Linked DNA regions of Homo sapiens: region 1 is linked to region 2. Evidence: read pairs that join two places in POLR2A ChIA-PET (ENCODE). Cell type or tissue: HCT116. All regions are shown on one strand. Each heading gives the region's core, and the rest is flanking DNA. Links, peaks and the distances in the headings are about the cores only.

Evidence for each region. Peaks named below come from ENCODE experiments on the same cell type or tissue, not always from the same donor. Only the 100,000 strongest peaks of a DNase experiment are listed, where the experiment ranks them.
Region 1: POLR2A ChIA-PET joins it to region 2 with 5 read pairs; 4 of 35 experiments call an interaction of 5 or more read pairs at or near these places.

What each region holds. Positions count from the first base shown.
Region 1 is chr12:65,832,208-65,842,527 of GRCh38, forward strand. It overlaps HMGA2 (high mobility group AT-hook 2), which reads left to right. Exons shown (of 5, transcript NM_003483.6): 3 at 6,312-6,362. Among named protein-coding and RNA genes, the nearest start is that of HMGA2, 13 kb to the left of the region's middle. In HCT116, for the core only: no CTCF peak of the experiment used is centred there; a DNase peak (open chromatin) is centred at 4,374; H3K27ac peaks cover 5,000 bases.
Region 2 is chr12:65,639,855-65,650,174 of GRCh38, forward strand. MSRB3-AS1 (MSRB3 antisense RNA 1) reads right to left here and starts at 2,518. Exons shown (of 4, transcript NR_120431.1): 1 at 2,185-2,518. It also overlaps the pseudogene PCNPP3. In HCT116, for the core only: no CTCF peak of the experiment used is centred there; a DNase peak (open chromatin) is centred at 2,711; H3K27ac peaks cover 4,777 bases.

The DNA of each region.
Region 1 (10,320 bases), core at 1,386-6,385, 190 kb after region 2:
AGCCTTACTTAATGCACCAGCACATTCTATCTGGTAATGCTTTTAATCATCACAGATTATGATCCAAATATGGGAGATTGAAATACATTTGAATTATCTTATGAAGTAATTTTATTTCAAGGGACCTATAGTTCTACTTCTCTGGAAGCTCTCATCCTTCTGAACTCTTCTGAACTTGAAGTCTCCTCATTTCTCTGGCTGACCTACATTCCTGGCTCATTTTTATCTCAAGTTCTCAACAGATCATTTTGCTAAGGAGATAGAATATACCAGATTGGTATTCTATTGCATTTCAGTTCTTTCTTGAGAATAGATGGGTGCTGAAGAGGATTTTATGTCAGTTAAATCATTCAAACATGTCTTGTCTTGTTAGTTGACTTTCTGCAGTTTACAGAGCAGAAGGCACAAAGTGGAAACTGAATTAATTTCACTGATTCTGAAGGTTTTAGTTATGAATCTTTGTTCTGCCAACCAAGAGAAAAGGGGAAATAGAGAACTGTTATTTGTTAGGGCATTGCATTATTTCATATTGTTTTAATACACTGAGCAATTTTGAATGGCATATTCTATTTAAATTAGGGAAGAGTAGTGCAGGCATTCTCTTTTGTCTAGGATCATGTTTGCTCAGAAGGTAACTCCTGTGATCAATAGCAATGATCTCTTGTATCATTGCTATTGATTTTTATGATTACAAAGAAGTAGAGAGAAGATTTGGAGGAGAAGAATCTTAAACTTTGAAAATGATAACTTTGCCTGTCATTTGGCTTTGGTTTTAATTTAGTGTTTGTATACATGAAGATAAGCATGTGCAAAATAAGGACACCAGAGTTGACAGTAAAGGCTAACTTGGGTAATAGGCAGGAACTACAATGGGTGATGGAAATTACTTATATTTTCTATTGGAAAATATATTGTGATAGCAAATTGTAATGTCTCTTCAAGGCTAAAAGTGTTGCATGTAAAATTAGGAAACTTACAGAACTGGATTATCAAAAAGGTAAAATGAGAATTTCCTCAGTACTTAGTGGGATTGATTCGTAGAGTTGATTTTGATATCAGTGTACATTGATTTATACTGTTTATATTTTTAAAAATAGCAACTGAAGGAAATAAAATGTGCTTTCTAGGCTTTGGATAGTGGGCTTCATGCAAATCAAGATACATGCAAACAAGACAGGGCACCATCACACCCAAATATTTTTCTAGTTTTTTTTTTTTTTGGTACAGATGCACTGATGGATTTGCAGTGGGGGATTTCTGGCTATATCACAGTACATAAAAAAAATGATGAGAGAACTTGTAATAGCAAAAAATTAATAGCCACCTAAACCTGACCCTGAAGTCAGAATTGAATTATTCTTAGTTTCCAACCTCTGCTCTTGTCCATGTGTTTATAGGAAACTTGGAAATACATTACTTTTAACTAATTTGATTTTCACCCTAGAAGGTTATCTTTTATTTTTTAAATTTTTGAATGGCAGTTTTATTTTATATGGGAATAGCTCTCCAAAGAACAGACACTTCACTGCATTGAAATCAGATTGGGTCTCAGTTCTACTACCTGTGAACATGGGCAGGTTGCTTAATCTCCCATTTGTAAAACGGGAAGTAACACCTGCCCTGCCCTACTGAAGTAAGATAATGCTTGGAAAGTCACTTTGGAAACTAAGAAAATTGGTAAGTATTATATTTGTGGGTAGCATTTTAAAATAAGGGGAGGGAAAAGAAATTACATTTGACTAAGTGCTAAATGCCATAGCTTTTGTCAGGCACTTTATATATATGTTAGCTCCTTTAATCCTCTGATTTAGGCATTGTGGTCTTCATTCCACAAATGAGAAAACTGTGATTCAAAGATGTAAACAGGACATATCTGATATTCAACTCTGGTAAATGGTAGCACCTGGGTTTGAATTCACTTTAATTCTAAAGCTTATACTCTTTCCACTACCATGTGCTGAATGTTCTGTAAAATATTTGTTACAAGGTAGATTTCTGTTATCTCCAGTAACCTGAAATGCAGGTTGGAAATTACGCTTTGGGAAACCTTTGAAGGGCCACTCCAAAGGTTATAAAGGGATTGGAAATGTATGCCTTCTGCGACTGATACCCACAAGACTTCTGGTTCCCAAATAATATCATGGGGCTATGTCTTTGGGAATTGTAACACATCCAGAAGTTTTCTTCTTTGCTAAATGAGAGGGCTAGGTGAAATTATCTCTAGTTTTACTGAACTCTAGAATTCTGATGATAAGAGGGAAATAAGACACACATATAAACACTTTTCCTTCCTTTCCTCTTGCCCTCCCTCCCTCCCTTCTTCCTCCTTCCTTTTTTTCCTTCCTTCCTTCTTTCCTTCCCTCCCTCACTCCCTCCCTTCCTCCCTTCCTCCCTCCCTCCCTCCGTTCCTCCCTGCCTCTCTCTTTGCCTCCCTCCTTCCCTTCCTTCAACAAGTATATAGTGAACACCTCCTGTACACGAGGCACTAGTGCTAAGCACTGTTTTCAAGCTCAAGAGATGTATTTGCTAGTGAATTTCTTTCCTAATTAGTTTTTAAAATATGCAGTACATTGAAGAGCCTGGAGTACAGAACTTCTTAGAGAAAGAAATAATTATATTTCCCATTTAACATTTCTCCTAATCTTCATGGACTTGCTTCTAAATATATCATAAAATTAAGTGTACAGTTTTGAATCTGAAGTTTAAAACATAAAAATATTAATGAGGGCAAACAAGGGAGAAATGACACTTTTAATGAGATATGATTGTTGTAAATATTCGCATAATAGTGCTGGTAACAGTCTGAAATTTCAGTTCTTACCAATGAGAATTCCGACCATATCTCCCTTTTCTCTCTTGATGTGAGCAATAAATAGTGAGAATTAGTTATGCCTCTGTTATACATGGGTTTGTAGTATAAAGCCAAATTCTATTCTGGCAAAGGAAAACCAAATATACACTTCTACAGTATTGCATATGTTAAAACAAAACAAGCCTCCTGAATGTTTTGTTTGTCTTTTTTGAAAAATAATATCCTGAAGAGCATTAAACACAGGAAAACAATATTAAAGCTGATGTTTTCCAATATGTAAAAATCCTGGATCTAAGCTGGTTTACAAACTAAAACCCTAACTTGTTTTGCAGCCTTTGTGGAGTTTGATTAGAATGATTAAATAATGTGGGTTTTAAAGAACAATGAAAACCTCCCAGATTGACGCCACACAGCACAGCTAATGTGTTTCTTCTAGATGTAGTCTCAGAAGAGGGTTTCAGTTTACATGTAACACTGGCCTGAACGACCAAGGAGCAAGTTTGCTTTTAACAAGTCCGAGTGATAATCGTGATATTTTGCCCTTTAGTTAATGGTGCAAATTTTATTTCTCAATAGGCTTTTTGTAAATGAGATGCTCATTTAAAAGTCATCTTATTTGCAGGGCTTTTTCTGTTTTTGAGAGATTTGCTTTCTCTGATTTTGAAATACAGTGAAACTCTTTCAGAAAAAAAACCTCTCTCTTCAATAGATTTTAGATACACCCAGATCACATCATGGCCCCTGAAACATAACAACCGTGCAGAAAAAGCCTGGTGTAGCACTGTTAACTTCTAAGGTCAATAGGCTCCTTCTCCCACCCTGACTTCACACCCCCTTTTCAATAAAAAGGATTTCTATTTTCCATGTTTGTGTAATTTACTACTGGGTTAACTGTGCAATCTTACAGTTGCTTCCAAAGATTAAGTCAGATGCTGCTTCTGTGCTAGAGAACTCCACACTCATGTATAACTCACTATGCAATAGCCAAAGGGATCCTTAAAAGCCTCATTCTAAAGGTGACAGATGGGTGTGAAGGAATACTTGCATTGACCAAGGCTTCTGTGAGAGGAAACTAACTTGAAGAAAAACTCCCTTTCTGGGAGGCAGAGGCGGGCGGATTACGAGGTCAGGAGATCGAGACCATCCTGGCTAACATGGTGAAACCCCGTCTCTACTAAAAATACAAAAAATTAGCCGGGTGTGGTGGCAGGCGCCTGTAGTCCCAGCTACTTGAGAGGCTGAGGCAGGAGAATGGAGTGAACCCGGGAGGCGCAGCTTGCAGTGAGCAGAGACCGCGTCACTGCACTCCAGCCTGGGCGACAGAGCGAGACTCCGTCTCAAAAAGAAAAAAAAAAAAAAAGAAAAACTCCCTTTAAGGGTTCCATCTAGTTAGGAGTGAAAGAACACTTATGGAGCACCTCATGGGAGGCAGGAACTTCTAAGTACTTCTAGGAATGATGTCTCACAGGAGGAGTCATCTCCATTGCACGGATGAAACCAAATTGAGGTCTTCAAGGACCTGCCCAAAGTCATAAAGCTAAAATGGAAGAGCAGGAATTGGAATCTAAGCGTTCCAAGGTAGAGTCTGTGATCTTCTCAGGGCACCTCCCTCTCCATGAGGCAATGCTCTGAAGAGGGTATTATTTACTTGACACTCTGGGCTTTCGCTAAATTCATGCCCTTGGGACTGAAGGTAAGACAATGCCACTAACCTCTGACAACAAATGATTCCTTTGTGGAGCCATTCAAAAGTGATAATAAACAATGATTCAGAGTGTCCAAATCAGATGGTTAGATAGAACCCCTAAAGGCTACCAGGTTTTCTTTTGTCCTGGGAAATTAACTGAATCAGTGACAATTTTAGTTTCCTAAAGTATTTTTTTATGGTAGCAAATGCTTGTATACTACCGGGTAGTAGCATTGTTAAGAGGCTAGGAGCACAGTCTTTACAGTTAGACAAAACTGGGTTCAAATCCCAGGTCTGCCACTTACCTGCTTTGTTTGTGACCTTGAGCCAGTTGTATACCTAACCTATCTAAGACTTAGTTGTTCATCTACAAAATAAGAGGAATAATAATACCCACTTTATAAGGCTGCTGTAAGGATTAACGTAACACATGTGACTGACAATCGAGTGCCTGGGATATTTTAAATGCTCAATATTTGTGAGTTAACATTACAGTCATATAGAGTTTGCGTTAATTCATGGGACCTGTTGGATAGTAATGCCAGATCAGGGAGATACTATTTGGTGAGAAATGTTGTGGCTTATTTTATCTCTCATCTACCTGTCTGTCTATCTGCCTATCCATCTATCTGTTTGTCAACTATCATGTAAAGCTATTTGTTTTTACCAGGCAGATTGAAGAGAAAAAGAGGAAAGTTTCATTTGGCAGTGTAGACAGTCAATATCACTGTACCAAGTACCCCCACCGGCTGCTAACTCAGATAACAAAAGTAAAATGTGGAACAAGGTATCCTGGTTCAAGTTACCTGTATTTGTGTGTTAATATAGCCATGGATGATTCTTATACATGAAACAATATGTACTAAGTTTTCTTTATCCTAAAAAGCAGGAACACGTTTTTATAGATGTATGTGATATGTGTGTGTATTGGTGTGTTGTTGTGTATGAAGATTGGACTAGGGCTGACAAAAACGGAAAAACTAATTGCTTTATAAATAATGTTAACAACTGTGATATCAGAAAAATCTTCTGTGAAGTAAAGCAATGAAATAAACTCTCAAGATAGAAATGTATTCATGTTAAGTGTGGGATTATGGTTAATAAAGTACATTTTTAATTAATCATTATTTCTAGGCACATATAGTTTTAATCACTGGGACAAACTGATGATTTCTGCCTGCTTTTTTTTCCTCTGCTTTAGGTGAACTGATTGACAGGTGATTGTTTCAGGCAAGGAACATTAAATTAAACATGTAGAAGTGTGCAAATATTTGTTATTTTGAATTAGAATGCTTGTGTATTCTTTTTCACATTTATACTTGCTTTTGACTACCAATATAGGTAGAAGAGCTTTGTAAATTGTAAAGTAATATGTCAATATTAATTTTTGCAACTTTAGTTGTGACATGGAAAGAATCTTGATCATCTTAAGAAATATTAATTTTCTAAAATACTAACTTATGTAGTTACAGAATGTGGGGATAATGTTTTTAATATGGACAGAAATAAAAGCAAAATAGCTTTTGAAAAAGCATTTTCATGTATTTCAGAAGAGATCACTACAGGGGGTGTCTTTTAGGGCGAGGGGTTGCATAGATACCTCTTTACATCATGCAATGAAGAAGAATCTACTCAGAAATGTGGAAAAAGATTAACCTTAGAGGAGACGAAGTTTGTTAAAAAAAACAAAAAAAAAAAAACCGATACGTCATCTGCAAAGCAGAACATTCTTACTTCAAATGTGTCCCTTGGTGCAGTACTTATAAACAATGTCAGGTAGAAAACTATAATGACTTCCTTTTTCATTTGCAGAAAGCAGAAGCCACTGGAGAAAAACGGCCAAGAGGCAGACCTAGGAAATGGGTGAGTAATAAGATATAATTTTTCTTCTTTTTTTTAAAGAAAAATTTCTGTTGTATTAAATGAGAAAAGTTTTATTTCGTCGATTACATGAATTTCCAACTTCTGGTTTGATGAATCTTTGAAAGGGTTAAGTCAAGAGACAAATTATCATCACTTCCTACCACTAGGCTCCAGGTGTTTACGTAGAACACTTTTCTTTCCTGAAGGTGGACTCATTTTTCTATCTCTTATCAACATCAAAAGAGGCTCCACTCTTCCTTCAAATAGGGTAACAATGAGATGATTTGTTCAGTAGATTGAGTAACTAAAGTTAAAGGGTATTATGAAGCCTTGGAAGTTGATTACAAATGGTGTTAAAATTCATACACAATGTGTATGTGATAACTTTTTAACGTTTTTCTTTTTTCTTTTTCTTTCTTTTTCTTTTTCTTTTTTTTTTTTGGTTTTCTCCATGGCTTTTGTTTGGACACATCTCATTTTCTAGATGGTTTGTGTTTTCTTTTTCACATGGCTTTGTTAGGAAGCAAGGGTTTATTTTGAGTTTTTCTTGCTTCCCTTAGTAGTCATTCTCCACATGCAAACATTAGAGATAGCTGTATCCATACAAGTGCACCTGATCCTATAGGCACACAGATCCTGTATCTTTTGAGGCCAGAAATTCAGTGGTCACTGAAGAGCTTTGCTAATTTTACTGCTTGAACTTTGTTCCCTTGTTTGCTGTGTTACCCATGTTCTTCTGGTCTGTCTTTCCCACTGACGGAGAAAAGAAGTCCTAAAAATGAATGAAATCGTTTCTCAAGAAGGATGAGGGCATCCTTTATACCCAGTGTTGCATATGATGGGTTCTTTGGCTTTGCTTTTTCCTCTTCCTCAATTCTTTCTTCATGCTTCAAATTTTAAAAAGATTTTTTTTTTCTGTTATGCTGGATTATATGTTCCTGTTTGCCATTCCTTTCTCCTCTAGAGTTCTGCATCACTTTCTATTTATACTTTGGTATTGCCTTTCTTTTAATTTATTCATCTTATATTTTTCCTCTGCTCAACATGTGTTGGGATTAGATTTCTTAGCATAAGGAAATGGGATGATCTTTAGATGAAAAACATCTCAGTGTTAAAATGTGACCTTAAAGTAAGGATATTTCATTCAACCTTCTGTTCATTAAATTAGTTCTCTCCAAACCTACTTATCAAGTGGTGATCATCTAGCGTGCTTGATTACCTTTAAAGTTAGGGAACTTGCTACCTCTCAAGGCTGCCTCTTTCTTCTAGGAAAGCTCTGCACATTAGAAAATTGTTCCATCTGACTACCTGTAACTTCCGTCCACTGTCTCTAGGTCATCCTTCTGGGAATATATAGAGTAATTGTTTTCACTTTCACTCATGATAGCCCTGCAAACGGTTGAGGGCAATTAACACATACTGTTTGTATGTATCTGTGTTTGTATGTAACACATACTCCAGTTTTCTCATTTTTTCCCCATAAAGGAACATTCTTGTTATTCTTTTCTGAACATGTTTGTTCGTTAATCTTTTGAAAGATGTCACCTAGAACTAAATATCATATTTCAAGTGTGGGTTCCATAAACAGTGGGTTTATCACCTTCCTTGTTGTACATATGGTTCCAGTTATCGATTGCTGCATAGTTAACCACTCTAAAACTTAATAGTGTAAAAAAACTATTTTATTATGCATATGGATTCTTTGGGTCAAGGATAGGCAGGGTAGAGCAGAAAGTCTTGTCTCTGCTCCATGATGTCTGGGGCCTCCACTGGGAAGACTCAAGCATCAGGGGATGACTTTAATACTTGGGATCCAGAATCTGGAGCTGTTTCACTTACAAATCTGGTGCTTTATCAAGATTGGCTGGAAATCTGGGCGGATCTGGGAGTGCGTGCACTGGATCACCCATACATGGCCTCCCCAGGATAATCAGGCTTCTTACATGCACTCAGGACTACCTCTGGGAATTTTCTGGTAACTGAGGAGGAAGCTGCAAGGCCTTTTTTGCCTTAGACTCGGAAGTCAAAAACTGCTGCTTCCATTATACTCTAATGAGCACATTGTTGACTAAGTTGATACTGGCATACATATCAAATAGAGATCTGCTGTTTTCTAAGCATCAGAACTCTGAAAGGACATCCCATACCATTGAACTAATTAATAAGAAAGACGTGTATAATCTTTCTAATAGGCAACATAATAGAAAATAGATGAGTTCTTTGAAGCCATGGGATTAATGTGGCTAAAATGAAATTAAATTGCAAGCGAATACAGTGGCAGTTAACCAGCAAACTAACCTCCATCATATGGGGCCTCTTAACTCTCTCAGCCTTTCATCTCCTCTGCCCTTGGGCTGTCCTATAATGGTCACCAATTCACCTCCATAGGTTAGAGTCCTGTCTTCTCCGAACCTTCCTATGGCTCCACATCTGGCCAGCTAGTTAATTACAGCCTGCCCTAGTACTTCGAAGTCATTCAGTTTACATCTACCTTTCTTTACAGTTTTCTTTCTCACCACACATCCTTAAACAGTTGATGATTCAGCCAAGCAGGAGTAAACTATAGAGCAATTAAAGGATATATATGTTTTTTTTCTTAACGGATTCTTGCTAATTTAGGGGGGATCTGGATTTCAGGCATCAGATCTTCCTGCTGGGTAAGAAGCACATGTGAGGCCCCCACCACAGAAATCCTTGCCTTTCTGAGAATAGCTGGGCCATTTTCTTTGACTCTCCTGGTTTCTAATTTTTACTGGCTGTGAGAATGGAAAATATTATGTGGTGAATTGTTACAAGTCCCTGATTTGGTCCCCAAAGAAGAGTTGTTCTACTGAGAAGAGGAAATAAAAGGAAATTGTATATTTTTTCTAGACAGTGTGTTTCCTCTTTGCTTGTATATCTTCTGTTGGGTAGAGTATGCAGCCAGTCACAGCAAGGCATTCCGTTCAATGGCATTCTTTGCTGGAAAGCTTGTGCTGAAGAAATAAATCATTGCGTTTTCCATAGGAAATGGGCTTATACTTTATAGCAAGTTCAATTCTTTCCAACAGTGTCATTCACCGATTTCCTTGAGTTAGAGATATATTTTTGAACCGACTGGATTCATTAGGTATATGGGTTAGAAGCCAAATTGTTCCCCTTTTATTCTTGTGGGATATTTTGCTTTGTTTTAAAGTTCTTGTGCTTCTAAAACTTGTTCCAGTAGATATTATAGATTCATGTAAGAGGCCTGGGAAAAGATACCTACCGAGGAATCCTCTGATCTGATGTAATTGGGATCCATATGGGTAGGTGTGGGAGAGAAACTTGCATCAGTCTTGCTTTCAGAGGGGATGAAGCATTGGCCAATTCAGTGATCTAACGAGTGTGTTAACTAGATTTGCTTAAGAACACTTCTATTGTTTACTTTAATTCCCTTCATCTTTTTTTTTTTTTATCCCCCTAGTTTGAACTGGATTTCAGATCTATTGTTTTTATGAGGTGGTCTGATTTTCATGTGTGTGCGTGTGTGTGTAGAAGAGGCTAGAGGTAAATTGGGTCTCTTTTTTTCCTGGCTTTTTATAGTTAAGAGCTCAGGCTCTGGATTCAGATGGCTTGGGTTCAAATTCTGGTCCGTCACTTAGCTAACTGGAGTCTTAAGAAAATCACATGACCTTTAAAGGTCCAGTTTCCTCATCTGCAAAAGGTATATTTCTCATAGAGTTGTAAGGATTAAATGAGATAATGCATGCAAAGGGCTTAATAAAGAGCATGGCACATAGGTAGTGCTCAGTAAATGTTGGAAATTATGATTAATTTCACTGTACACTTTCATTTTGACATTAGCTGTAGGCTAAACCTTAATTACTTACAGCCACCAGTAGTTACACATAGAATGAAGTAACAGAGTTATATGTCAGACTAACCAAGTACCCTTGACAGTATCATTATGTCCTCAATATATTTATGCTGAATATTA
Region 2 (10,320 bases), core at 2,125-7,124:
ACATCTTTAGAAAACAAGGTTAAAGTGTCTAGATCTAGGACTGAACTAACAGGGCTCATGTTTCTGTCTCCATCTTGAGAGCAAGAACATGTACTCCATGTCTTTTTTCTCTCTCTCACAGCACCTATTACTAGATACCATATGCTCTGCACGTACTTGGCACTCCATAAATGCTTGCTGAATGGCTGACTTTCCCCGTCTCCCCCATCCTTTCCTTCCCACCCCAACAGCATGACTTTAAAGATCTGCTGCAGAGCTGTGGGGCGAGGTTTAAGATCCGTTTTGACAAATAACCCTTATGGGTGTTTAAAGCCAAAAGATCGAATATTTAAAGCAGAAATATGAGCTGTGACTTCATGGGTGTTCTGTGAAGAGATGCATAAAGCTGTACAAATAGATAGCCTTTCAGACAGGACATAACAGACCCAGCTTTGTGCATTTGCAAATATACAGAGGAGAAGAGCCCAAACTTCATTTTCAACCCTACATTTCCTTCTGAAATCAGTTTAAATAGGAGAGTGAAGGTAGTTAAATCCTCTATCGTTTTAAAAGGAGATCTTACGAATACTTTTGGCTTTAAAAGCTTATGTCACTGATTCATAATGTAAGAGGTGACATTAAAACTATCCTCCACCCTCTCACCACCATCACCACCCCCAGACAGGAAAATGCAGGCAAAAATGAGACTGGATTCCCTGGGAGTGGTGGGAGCAAATTGATTGCTATTTAAAAAAAAAAAAAGAAAAAAGCGGGGGTGGTGCTTTTAGACTCCCAGGCATGAGATCTTGGTGCTGGAAAGTGTTAAAGGACTAAAGCAAGGATCTAGAGTCAGCAGTTGGTTGAAGGAACACAGCAGGATGCAAGCACATGATGGCTCTGGTGGATGACTTCATGAGGGTGTAGAGCGTAGAACAGAAGAGAGAATTAGTCCCAAGAGAGAAGTCAGCATGCTCTGAGCAGGCCTATTGCTCCATTGGTCGCACTTTCTCTAAAGGATGTCCAGAGTTCCCTGGCTGCTTAGGTTAATACAGCAGAAACAAGAGCACACCCTGCCGCTTCTCTAGCTCCAGCTCTGACCATCCTGTGTTCTCTTAAAGCAGCTGACTTGAAGAAAAAGTGAATGTCTTGAGCCCTTGGCTCTTACACCTATTCTACGAGCTAGAAGTGATTTCGGCAAGTGGAATCAGCTTGATACATATCACTTTTGTTTTAAGTACAACTACATTAAATGGAGCTATGTTTGTCCAGTGGCTGAAGAGGTTACCTGGAGCTAAGGGTTTGTAGAATAGTTGCACTCAAATATATTCAAGTACCTAGCAATAAAAATTAAATTGACCTTAAGAACTCTTGGTTATATTACTAATTTGTACATGCCTAAGATCAGAAGTGTGTCCTGTTTCCAATTCATCCTTTGTTTCCATTTCGTGTAGATATAAAACAGATCAGTAACTCTGGATTCTATAGAAAACATATTTGTCTAAGGTTATTGACCAGATAACAGAAATTTGGATAAACACACAATGCCTTGGTTTTCTTGATAATGTGTTACGTTTACAGAGAACCTTCTCATTCTCTTCTCATGTGACTCTCAAAAATCTCTAGAATGGGAATTATTATGACTCGATTTTACAGAGGAGGAAATAATAGAAACTCAGAGAATTTTATTCAATTGTTCATTTGTGCCACCCTATTCTTTGGGACCCAATTTTGTTCTGGGCAATAGAAATGTAGAGATGAAAAAAAAAATAAGCATGGCCTGTAGAAGTTCACCATCTATTATGTAGAACACATAGGTAAACAAAACATAGGCATGTGATCAGTATTAGGTTAGGCAGATGGACTAGATACAATGATGGAAAATGGAAAGAATCACCAAATTTGCCTGGCTGTGAGTGAGTAGTCTTCTCAAAGCTGGAAACCCTAGAGGTAGGATTGTTGTTGTTTTTTTTTTTGAGATGGAGTCTCAGTCTGTCGCCCAGGCTGGAGTGCGGTGGCGCAATCAAGGTAGATCTTAATAAGAAAGAATTTGCTAGAAAGACAAAGCATAAGGTGGAGGAGCAGCAAGAGGTAAGGCACAGAAGCACGGAACTGTGTGATCAGTTCAAGGAATAACAAGCAGTTCAGCATGGTTGTAAAGTAGAGAAGGAAGGAAAATGAGAGTGTTTGCTTTAGGAATAAGTTCACCTGTGATGATCAAGGAGGTTCTGGGTTGGTGAAATGAAGTCTTCAGGAACTTGGAGTTGTTCGGTCTTGTTTCAACACACATGGCCTCTATTTCCAAGATCTCTTCATACCTCCAAATGGCTGCTCTAGATTCACTCACCATATCCATATTCAGCGCAGCAGGAAGGGGGAAGGGAAAAAAAAAGGAAAAAAGACACGCACCAGCTGTCTTTTAAGATTTACAGGAGCTGCTGCAAGACACTTCTGCCTACAGCTCCTTGGCCAGAGCTGGTCACATCGTCACACCGCCTGCTGAGGACTTTCAATAGACTCTGTTATGATGATCAATGAGCTCAGTTAAAAATGTGTGGTTATATTAATAAAGAAAAATGAGAGTATGAAATTTGAGGACAACTACAAGTATCTGCCACTGAGTGAAAAGAGGAAACTGATCATAAAGGATTACAAAGATCATTGAATTAACTATGAATCATTGCTTTGAAGCTCCAACTTTGCCCTCTGGCCAATGGGGAGTCACTGAAGGGTTTTGATGGAGGACTTTGGATGACCACATTTCCATTTATCATTAGGATTGATGACAGACTGTAGAGGGTAAGATTGGAGACAGAGAGACCAGTTAGGAGACTGTTATGTTGATCTTGGTGAAAGATGATGGAGGTCTCAACTAAATAGCAGTAGAGAGATGGGGCAAAGGAAAGAAAAGGCAAAACACCAAGATCGTTACTTACCATGCTAGGTAAGTAGTAAGGGGCAGAATTTGAACCCCAATCTTTAATGCAAGTCCATGTACCATGAGATTCATGTGTTTTTTAAAAAATGTTTTAATTGACAAATAAAAATTGTATATATTATGGTGTACAGCATGATGTCTTAAAATATGTATACATTGTGTAATATCTAAATCAAGCTAATTAACATATGCGTGACCTCACAAACTTATTTTTTATGGTGAGAACATTTTACTACTACATTTACATCTACTGTCTTAGCAATTTTCAAGTATACGTTATTATTAACTATTATCACCAAGTTGTACAATAGGTCTCTTGAACTTATTCCTCTTGTCTAACTGAAATTGTATATCCTTTGACGAACATCTCCCCAATTCCAACTGCCCCCATCCAGCCTCTGGTAACCACCATTCTACTCTTTACTTCTATGAGATCAACTTTTTTCACATATAAGTGAAATCATGTAGTATTTGTCTTTCTGTTCCTGGCCTATTTCACTTAACATAATGTCCACCAGGTTTACTCATGTTGTGCAAATAACAGGATTTTCTTCTTTTTAAAGGCTGAAGAGTGTCCCATTGTGTATATATTCCACACTTACTTTATCCATTTTTTCCACTGAAGGGCACTTAGATGGATTCCATGCCTTGGCTATTGTGAATAATGCTGCAGTGGACATGGGAGTGCAGATATCTCTTTGACATACTGATTTTATTTTATTTGGATACACACCCAGTAGTGGGATTGCTGGATCATATGGTAATTCTATTTTTAGTTTTTTGAGGAAACTTCATACTGTTTTTCATAATGGCCATACTAATTAATAGTCTTACCACAAGTGTGCAAGAGTTCCCCTTCTCTACCTCTTGCCAATACTTATTATCATTCGTCTTTTTGATAATAGTCATTCTAACAGTTGTGTGGAGATGAGACTCATGTTTCTTAATCAACATTATAGTAAGCTGGATTTCAAACTACCACAAGCACTTTGCATCTATGTCATGTTGTGGAAATCAGATTTACCATGGTCCAGACCCAGGAACTAAAGAGTCCAAAAGCAAGACAACATTTGTGACACGATAACATTTTGAGATATTTTGTATTTTCTCTGCCTGCATTCAAGCAGATAGAAGACCCTGGGCTCCCTTGTCTTATGGGAGGTCTGAGACAGGACTTCCTGGGTTTTATTCCTAAAAGCCTAAGCACATGCCAGAGGAGAGAGTTTGAAGAGAGAAAGATTTTATCCAGGCTAGGAAGACAGTTTTCTTTTTCTTTTTCTTTGCAAGACAATTTTATTACTTGTAACAAGTAAGGAGAACACAAGAGATAGTTCCCAAAGCAGTGTCTGTCTGAGCAAAGGGCTGGGTCAGGTTTTATAAGCATAGGGTAATGAGGCATGATCTGACTGGATCTTGCAATGAGGTGATGCCAGAAGCATGACCTGACTGGATCCTGCCATGGGGTGATGCCAGAGCTCAAACTGATTGGATCCTGGATCCTGCCATGTGAATCCACCTTTTTTTTTTTTTTTGAGTTTGAGTTTGAATTTGACAAATTTATTGGTATTTTGGTAAAGACATTCATCTCAGTCGTTTCTCTCTCCCAGCTTGACCTTAGGTTAATATTTCATTTGGGTCAAGAAAAGAATATGTAGGAGAGCTATGTTGCTTTAACAAGAAAATGGACAAAAATGGATAGTTTGCCTCATTAAAGTAAGTTAAATTCATGCATCTTGATATAATGAAATCATATAAGAACTAAGAGTTCTATATATATTTCCATTGTTTTACTAGGGGCCTATTCTAAACTTAAATGCTAGTGAACAAAGTGTTAGGAATATACACAGGCTGCTTCTCTAGAGTTATTACCGATTAAAAGAGCTCAGCAAGCAGTTACCACCAATAAAACAGTCTGAAGCTGCCTCCAAATACAATACTGTAGGAGTTTTCAAGGAAATTTTTATACTGTATGTTTCTTTTGTCTGTGACAATGCTTTTAAAGATGTGCTTGTTACTTTTTTTTTAAAGTTCATATACAATACAAAAATACAAAAACAAACACCCTACAATACACAAATCTAACAAGGTATATGTGGTAAGATTCCAAAAAATGTTTGAAGATGCATTTCCTTTCCTTCTATTTCAGTATCTAAAATGTGCTTTTTGAGAGGCCATTGGTCAATATGTATACATTTAAAATAAACCATATAATTTTACTAGTAAGAAAGCCAGTAGTTAAGTTCAATTCAAATTGGATTTCATATTAAATCCTTAGACAAAGTTACAGAAAGTGCATCTTCTTGTTTTCCATCTTCATACAATGTTAAATTTTTTTTTGGTGTTTATACCTTGTAAAAAATAAAAACAGCCAAATACTTAAGCAATATGTACATTTAAATTTTTGGTGGTGGCTTGTATTTTAAAAAACCGCCTCCTTATGATTTGTGTCAAGTTCTGGTGAAAATGCTTACAGGAACTAGCTAATAAACAAAAAACAAGAGAAGCAAATTGAAAATACTGATTTACTTTTGTAGCAAATGGTTTTTCTTTGAGGACTAATGAAGATAGACAAGACCCATTAAGGTGAAGTGGGCTATTTCAAATATTCAACAGTTTACATTTTTAAAAAATTCTTTTAAGAGCTACGCGTCTGTATCCACTGACAGCAATGCAATACCTAATTTATGATGATTTGAAACAAAACAAATGCCTATAAGGAAAAAAAGCTATATTTTAATTTTATCTAAATTTACTTTCAGTCAATAGTTCAGTAGCATTTTCCTCCCAATACAATACTCCTCTCTATAAGGCTGTTCCTGGGAGCCAGACAAGTTTAGGTAATAAGGGAGTTAAGAGAGTAAGTGCTTGCAGTTTTAAACAAACAATAACTTTTTGTTTCCCTCTTAATGTGCTAATAGTTGTGTCTAAAAAAAAATGCAATTCTTAAAAAGATACCATTTCTGATTTATTTATTATCTGTAACCTTTGGAAACTAATCACATGAAACTACAAAATTAGCAAATGTCTTGAAATCTGTAGACAAAACATAAATTACCTCTAATTTCAAACTCTCATTTATTAGTGTACCACTCAATCTTTTAAAAAAATGAAAAAGAAAAAAAAAGCGGCTCCAAAGATAGTCTTATACCATTCTTTAAAAAGAGAAACTGTTCCTTTTAACTTTACACCCATCCCACACCCCAATTTCAAAACATCATTTAATTGTCTTGGTCATGGACATTTCCAAGATGAGATTTTATATTTTGCCCCCATAGTTTCTGGTTATCAGAAAACCCATGCTTTCCTTTATTGAAGGAGTTCGGTCCAGCTGATGTTGGTGTATCCATCTTCATCTTCATTAAGAGCTGCTGCTACTGAAAATTTTTGGAGCCAAGAGTTGGAACAGTTTCTTTAGGCTTACTTGATCCAAGTTTGATGGATATGGCTGACGCTTTCTTTGTCGTCTACCTAACGCAAATCCAAAGTTGGAGATCTTTGTAGGCTTTGTTGGGAGGTCTGCAGCTTCTTCACTGATCGCTTCTCAGAGCTGCGACTGGAACTTTCCCCTCCATTACTGGAAGAAACAGTTTTAGCTTTCACAGGTTTTTCTGCTTCTTCCTCAGGTCCTCCGGTAGCTCCAGCTCGCTGCGACTTTTCAGGCTGCTTCTCTCCCCTCTTCTCGGCCGCCATTTTCCCCACCACGGCCTCCCTGGTATCCACTTCTTAATTCAGTCCAATAATAAAAAAAAGAAAGAAAGAAAGAAAGAAAAAAACCTACAAAACAATTTCAAAATGAGGATCTTATATTCCACTAAATGATATTTACTAAAAGTTTAAAATACAGACATTTTCAATTTATAGAAAGACACAGAGTTTAACTCCCAAGTACCTTTATTGAACAACATCAGTAGAAAAGAAGGTGTTTATTACTTGGTGTTTAACAGAAAATACATTTATTATATGTTTAAAATTTCACATAGATGAAATATTTCTATAGCTTTCTCCTTTGTTTTTATAAACTTCTTATAAAACATATCTTTCAAAATAAACAGGATAACTTTATGTATTTATATGTTTCAGAAAAATATATAAAATGTGGGAAATAAGTGGCATTCAATATATGTTATTACATGGATATATGAGTAAAACAAAATGGTACTCTACTATATTATATACAAATAATGCATTTTGCTTTTTTTGAAAAATAAAGGATTATGATCTTGGAAATCTTTTTCCATAAGTAAATAGAGAAATACACCATTTATTTTAGATGTCCATGATGATTGAATTCATAGATATATAGTAGTTGCCTTTCTGCAGTTTTAGTTACCCACGGTCAACCACAGTCTGAAAATATTAAATGGACAATTTCAGGAAAAAAAAAAATCAGTCCACTAGCCTCCCTCTATGCACTTAGGTTTTGCCTGTGGTTGCATACCTGGTTCATCTGGGCCATACTCAGGTCATGTGACCTTTAACCTGGCCAAGCTCATCTCTTCAGCAGCCGCACAGCATAGTGAGCTAACCAACTGCGGTCAGCGTTTAATTGGGGATGAAGCTTGATCTTATAGAGGTGCTCTGCTTTTAGAACATCTCTAAGGCGCCTTTTCCTGGCTCCCTTTCAGGAACACGCATGCTCGCAGAAGCCATTACAATCCCGTCGTGCAGCAGCCTGTGCTATTGACCAGCCTAGAAGTCATTTTTCGACTCAAGGGGAGAAGGGTGGGTTTCTGCTCTTTCCTTGCACCATCTGAAGGACACGGCAGAAGATAAAGGAAAATGGCCATGAGATGCTCCAGCGGAGCTGGGTCCAAGGCCTGGCGCTCACCAAAGATTGCACTACTCTCAGCATGGTACAGGAAGACAACTGATGGGACAATGCAAGCTGGGACAATCTCCAACCCAAAGGGTATCTCAGAAAACAGCACTAGGTGAGACCACAGCACAACCCCAGTCAACCTTTAAATCAGAAAAGGAGCTGGAGGATGCAATTCATTGATGTATAGAAAGTTTTAAAAAGTAAAAACTGAAATACAGAAAACAAAGTTTGCAATGTGTAAGAAATAAAGGACTGAAATTTGTACCTACAACTCAGCCCAGTAGTGGAATCCTGTTTGACAACGAGGTTTTCTTTGCCTCAGGGAAGCATAGGGAAGCTATGGGGGAAGCAAGAGGAGCTCTAGAATGTGTTTTGTGACTGTCCCCTTTCCTTAATTTTGGTTCTGTGCGGAAACAAACACAGACTAAGTCTATGTATAGCCATATCCGCTATTCACTTGTAAATGTTCCAAATAATTCAGGTAGCCTCTCAGAAGACACTCCAGCATCACTTAGCTGGATATTTCAGGGCAACTCATGTCATGTTTGGAAATATCCAGATAATATTCTAGTTGTCATCTAGTTTTTTCCTTCACCAAAAAAATGCTCAGCTGGACGTGGTGGCTCACGCCTACAATCCCAGCACTTTGAGAAGCCGAGATGGGAGGATTGTTTGAGCCCATAAGTTTGAGACCAGCCTGGGCAATATAGTGAGACTTCATCTCTACAAAAAATTTAATAATTATCTCAGCATAGTGGTGCTTGCCTGTAGTCCCAGCTACTCGGGAGGCTGAGGCGGGAACATGGCTTGAGCCCAGGAAGTCAAGGCTGCAGTGAGCTGTAAAGGTGCCACTGCACTCCAGCCTGGGCAACAGAGTGAGGTCCTGTCTCAAAAAAAAAAAAAAAAAGAAAAAGAGAGAGAGAGAAAAGAAAAGAAGTGCTCAAATTAGAATCTCTGTATATACAGTATTTATCTAAACATTCTCATATATGTAAAATTCCAGGGATATTGACATCATACAGAACAAGCATACTTTGCAAAACCAGCATGCTTCTTCTATTTAAAGCAATATCCCCTGGGTGTGACCTGAGCTTGTAAAACAAGTTCATTATATTTCCTTTCTGGAGACAACATGTCAAACCTTAAATATGGCTACTAATCAGAAGTTTAATTAAAAAACTTCAGCCGTACGATGAAGGAAGTTATATTCACCAGGGTTGAGAATAAATGGTAATGTTTTCAAAGTCTGAGAAAAACCTATATTACTTGCCTTACTCATCTACTTTGCTTACTACAAGCCCCTTTTATCTTATTTTCATATTATTTAATTTTCTCCCTGCCTGAAAGTAGCTTTAGTCTGTCTGAAAAAATATTATAATCCAAAAAATGGCAAGGAGAATTCAACAACAACAAAAATAATCAAAGCCATTCATGGTTCATGTGCCCAGATGAAGTTGTATTTATGGAACAGTCTTTTTTTCTAGAAGTCCAATGTGTAAATTAAGTTGCACCAAGGCAAGTCAAATTATTCCCTGGCCGTTTGTAGTATGCAATGTTTTATGTGACTTTTTACCCTCTTATTCAATGAAACAATACGTACTTGTATAGCAGCCAGACGAAGCAGTGAGTCACAGTCATCTAAGAGATGCCAAGTACTGTACCTCCTTGAGGAAACACACTCACCATGTGTAATGAGGACTCTCTGGATTTCCTGAAGTGATTCAACATAAATTGAATTCAACATTGAACTGAATAACCATAGATGTTGACAATCACAAGATCGGATGTACTAGAGTACCACTTGTCTTTGTGTAACTCCCACTCATTTATTACCAGTTAAGAGATGCACCCCTATTAGTTGGAGTGGAACACTGTCACTCAAGCAAAGAGATTACAGAATGTAGCCAGTTCCTTGTGGATATAAAATAATCAAGACTTTTTGAGGAAATGGTTGTCAGCTTTGGTTTTATGCTAGAGACCTCCCATTGATCTCTTTTCTCAAATTATTCAGCTTTTAGCTCAAGAGGGATGCTAAGCCAGGCTGGCCACCCAGGTATTTGATAATATAAGTCCTGGTGTCTATACGAAAAGGAGCTTATAAAAATCCACAGCATGCTAGATGTCATACCTACAGAAATTATTGCTTTTAAACTCAGGCAGAATAGGATAGATTTGATATGATTGGCATTAGGGAGCCAATGTGGGCTTTTGAGTGAGGAAGTAAAGATTTGATTGAAAAATCACGTTGACTCCTAAATTGTATAAACACTAATGCTTAGGGAAATTCAACTTCTTTGTCCTTTGGAGACAGTAACCAGAAACAGAGATTTGGGGGATATAGGAGTAAAATGATAAGAACAGGAGTGGGGGTCAGGGAGAAAGATACAGTTGCCAAAGCTGTAGTGGACACGACCACTGGATGGCAAAAAGGGCTTTACATATAGCTTGAACCAAGTTCTTTGAAGAATAAGGCCATTTGGACTTAGGCAAAAGACCAATAATCACCAGAGGACTTGGATTTATTATCCAAACATCTAGGTCCTTTAATCACAAAGTGTTTGGAAGGTTGAAATTTCAACCTAAATTA